Linked DNA regions of Homo sapiens: region 1 is linked to region 2. A link is a loop called in an ENCODE intact Hi-C map of the cell type or tissue named here. Cell type or tissue: MCF 10A. All regions are shown on one strand.

Region 1 (2,500 bases), 89 kb before region 2:
CTCATACCTGTAATACCAGCACTTTGGGAGGCCAAGGTGGGCAGATCACCTGAGGTCAGGAGTTCGAGACCATCCTGGCCAACATGGTGAAACCCCATCTCTACTAAAAATACAAAAATTAGCTGGGCATGGTGGTGCACGACTGTAATCCCAGCTACTTGGGAGGCTGAGGCAGGAGAATCACTTGAACCCTGGAGGTGGAGGTTGCAGTGAGACGTGACTGTGCCATTGTACTCCAGCCTGAGCAACAAGAGTAAAACTCTGTCTCTAAAACAACAACAACAAAAAATACTTGGCATATATGAAGTACAGCAAACTATGAAAAGTGTTATGAAAGTAAATAAAATTTAATTTAAATTTTTTCCTGAAAATATTTTTTTCTCTTTGTGTAGACAACAGCAAGAATCAGCAGCTTATATAATCATCCATTGCATTTCAGATAACAATTATTGCCTCTGTCTTTATTTCAGGTCACCACAAATAGGTAGTTCTGCATCTTTCTAATCAAGTGTGCAAGGAGAAACACAGCTGAAACTTAACAGGTAGGCGTATATTTTAAAAACCTCTTCATGAGGCTTCTGCCCATTCCCTAATGCTGTTTCACACCCACACCTTAATAGAGTTTCTGCTCACTGTTCATATTATACCAAGAAAATTAGCAAGTTAATGTAGAACACTGAAATAAGTATTTACTAGTCATTAACCTTCTAGAATATTGAAGCATGGTAGACTGTACTTTACATATGTTATCCCAATTTATCCTCAAAATGCCATGTAATAATTTAAAGGCAATCATTAAGGGAAACATATTGCAGTTAACTGGGAGCTAAACCGCCTGGATTCAAATCCTGGCTCCCACAATTCTTAGTCATATCCACTTGGACAAATTACCTAAGTTCTCTGTGCATTCCTCACCTGTAAAATATGAAAAATGATGGAATCTACCTCAAAGGGTCCTTATAAAAATTATGTGAGTTTATATTTGTAAAGAATGTAGCACAGGCCTGGCACACTGGCTCACGCCTGTCATCCCAACTCTTTGGGAGGCTGAGGCGGGCGGATCACAGGTCAGGAGTTCAAGACCAACCTGGCCAACATGGCAAAACCCCATCTCTACTAAAAACACAAAAGTTAGCTGGGCATGGTGGCACGCACCTGTGGTCCCAGCTACTCAGGAGGCTGAGGTAGGAGACCCTTTGTTTGAACCTGGGAGGTGGAGGTTGCCGTAAGCGGAGATCATGCCACTGCACTCCAGCCTGGGCCACTGAGCAAGACTCTGTCTCAAGAAAAAAAAAAAAAAAAAAAAGAATGTAGCACAGTGTTTCATGACTGATGCAATCATTCTGCTGGGTGCCAAGAATGTTAGCTGCTGAAGGCTGACTCTCTCCATGAGAACTGGCTTCACCTGAACAAAATGGCATGCCCAAGGTTATGCCTCCACTGGCCATCAAATGCAGCCAGTGTGGTGGTGCAGAAGCTCAGCCCTTGCCTCAACATGGGACATCTCTGAAGGCCCATCTTGGTGCCAGAGCTCCTCATGCAAGCAGCACAGGCCTCTTTTGCAGCTACATCAAAAGTCAACTTCTTTCTTTTTCTGCTCCTGCTTCTCCTCTTCTTTTATAGGTAGTGCTTCTGAGATCCTTCTCATATAAACACCCTGAAGACAGGTATCTATTTAGAGTCTGTTTCCTTAAATCCAAGATGCTACGGTAGTTTTCAGGAGTGATCTTATGACGTATACTCTATAAGGTTACTGTAAAGCTGAGTCACCCACTGACCACAATGAAATGGCAAAGAAGAGCACATCACAGACACTAGATACTGAGAGCCTGGACATGCTATAGCAGTACAGTCATTCAATTTTCACCAGTAGTGAATTAGAATAGAACCATGGTGAAAGGGAAGGCACTGATGGTTCAATCACTCAGGCAATTGAGTTTCAAGGAAGTCAGTAGCAGTTATAAGGAGCGTGGAATCTGAATACTGCCACTGGGTACTACTGATGCATTGTGAAATACAGGGAAAGGCTAAGAGTGATCAATGACCTATTTTAAACAAGGTCTGAGAGTCAGAAGACCTCCATGGAGGCATATAAAAGATTCTCATTCACTGTAGCCAGAGGGCGAGAAAAGCTGAGGAGTAAGCCCAGGACATAATTAGAAAGGTAGAGCACTTCAGAGGAGGTTGAATTTTCATATCAAGCAAGTCTGCTATTCCAAGAACCTATCTGGGAAAGACTGGAAGCCTGGGATTTGAGAAAGGGATATTTGAATTAATGTCCTTGAACACACTGGGGCCTGCACAAATGGCCCACTCCTGCCTGATAAGGTTCTGCTGTCCTTTCTTGCTTGAAGATGATGCAGAGGGCTCTGCTTGTACAATAAATATCATCCCCCTAAAGACTTATCCCACCTCCCCTTCTGGCCACTAGGCTAATACCAAGTGCCAAGATACAACATAAACTGACTAAGAAAATGCTAGGCCTGCTACGAGTAAAAAG
Region 2 (2,500 bases):
CAACTATAATAGTCCAATATATAATAAAACATTTTTAAAAAGAATTTTGAGGTTAGAAACTGCATGTAAAATTTCCCCAACGCCTCAAAATGATCGACTCTAATAATCATCCCTTCTAATCCAGCAGCCCATACTTTTGCAATTACCAATCTTTCTGACCCAAGCCTGACCCCTCTAATACCCTACATTATAAAAGTAACCCCTCGACAGGAGGTTCATCTTCATTCAACAATGAGGCAATAATCAAGAAAAAACTTGAAGACCAAAAGGCCAACAGGAGTTCACAAAATTCAATTAAGTCTGTTAGTTTTGAGAACAGATCAAAGAGGTTTAAAAGTATTCCATAAAATTCAGCTCATAAAGAACTGTTTTCATTTTATCCTTCCTTCCCTGTGTTTCCCAAAATATATACCTCTATTATAATAATGTCTTACTCTTTGGTATTCACCAATCTCAAGCCAATGATACTATATTTTTCTGACCAATTTTTAAATATTCCCATATGCTTAGCTCTTTTGCCATTGTTAACATTCATTTTCATTTCTGGATCAACCTATCTATGTTTTCCTTCCTTTGTTCCAACCTTATTGAACATTTCTTATTAAACACCAGGCACTGGGTATATCATAATGAAAATACAGACCTTGTCACCACCCCTAATATTTGCCATCTAAGGAAAACACAGATAAGTAGCAGGCAATTGTAATAATTGCTGTGATTGTGGACATAGTAACATACAGAATGACTACATCAGAATCATGTACGTCATGCCTAACCTGAATTTAACACATCAGCAAACCCTTGTGTAAGGGAGTAATGCTTAAGCTCTGTATGTCATGGGATGCAACTGTGATTTGCCCCTCTCACAAGCAGTTTAAATTGGTGGGATGGGAGTCAGAGTGGGATGTGAAGCTACTGTTGTAGGGGTGGGAAACATGAATCCCTTTTGTCCTTGACAATTCCAACACAGTTTGCTACAGAGAACATTTTTTTTTTCCTCCTTACATGGTCAATTTTCTGTGTCAGCCTGACTGAGTCACAGAGTGCCCAAACATTTGGACAAACATTATTCTGAGTGTGTCTGTGAGAAAATCTTGAGTAATACAAATGGATCTGATGAAATGGGATGTAACTATGTGTGCTTTCCAGCATCGAAGGCAGTTTGTAACTTCTGAAGAATGTAGAGCATTTTAATGCTATTTCCATCCCCACCCACAGCCCACTGATTAGTATTTCTTTTTTGTTTTTAGAAATAATTATTCCTAGAGCAAGATCTACCTGCTGTGTTATTTGCTCAGATTTGTCTTTGAGGCAAAAAGAATTCTGGACCCTAAACGAGTCCTCTTATGTGGGTCATTTTTTTAATACTATGTGTCTGTCATATTTATTTTTCAACAGCATACAAGAAGCTAAAATATTATAACTTTTGTTTTCGGTTGCTAGGGTTATAAGGATAGCAGTAGCAAGTTCAGAAATACCATCTACCATTATGCAAAAGTGACAACTATATCTATTCACTGACTTTGACAAAACAATAAAATAAAAGAACATTACTTGAAGGAATGCAGAAAATTAGCTTTTGCTATTTGCAATCTCCATATCACAATTCTTAGTGGTTAAAAAGATTCTGGCAAACAAATAGAAAGCTTGTATCTACATTACCCTCCTTGACACAATAAATACTTGATCACATTTATCCTTATGGTGGAGATTTTTTTCAAAAAGACATTACATATGAATGATAAACTGTCATTTTAACCATGTTTCAGCCCACAGATATTAAATCTAAGTAGCTTTTGATATTTCTACATCCTAAAACACACCCTTCTTCTATGCTTTTTGCCGCCTCTACTAAATGGAAAACATCTAGTACTAAATCAGTGCACATTGGTAGAGATGAGAAACATGCACTGTTGGTGGGAGTGTAAATCAGTTCAGCCATTGTGGAAGACAGTGTCATGATTCCTCAAAGACCTAAAGGCAGCAATACTATTCGACCCGGCAATCCCGTTACCAGGTATACACCCAAAGGAATATAAATCATTCTGTTATAAAGAGGCATGCACACATATGTTCATTGCAGCACTATTCACAATAGCAGAGACATGGAATCAACCTAAATGCCCATCAATGATAGACTGGATAAAGAAAATGTGGTACACATACACCACAGAATATTATGCAGCCATATAAAAGAAGAGGATCATGTCCTTTGCAGGAACATAGATGGAGCTGGAAGCCATTATTCTTAGCTAACTAACACAGGAACAGAAAACCAAATACCATATGATTTCACTTTTAAGTGGGAGCTAAACGATGAGAACACATGGACACATAGAGGGGAACAACACACACCGGGGCCCTTTGGAGGGTGAAAGGTGAAAGGATCTAGACTATGGATACTAGGCTTAATACCTGGATGATGAAATAATCTGTACAACAAACCCTCATGACACAAGTTTACCTATGTAACAAACCTGCACTTGGACCCATGAACTTA

The links. Peaks named below come from ENCODE experiments on the same cell type or tissue, not always from the same donor. Only the 100,000 strongest peaks of a DNase experiment are listed, where the experiment ranks them.
Region 1: a loop joins it to region 2, with 15 times the contacts of the local background. A loop is called at or near these places in 2 of 110 quality-filtered maps.

The regions. Positions count from the first base shown.
Region 1 is chr4:175,329,083-175,331,582 of GRCh38, forward strand. No RefSeq gene overlaps it. Among named protein-coding and RNA genes, the nearest start is that of ADAM29, 410 kb to the left of the region's middle. In MCF 10A, no CTCF peak of the experiment used is centred here; DNase peaks (open chromatin) are centred at 1,359 and 1,789.
Region 2 is chr4:175,418,534-175,421,033 of GRCh38, forward strand. No RefSeq gene overlaps it. Among named protein-coding and RNA genes, the nearest start is that of GPM6A-DT, 370 kb to the right of the region's middle. In MCF 10A, no CTCF peak of the experiment used is centred here; a DNase peak (open chromatin) is centred at 1,048.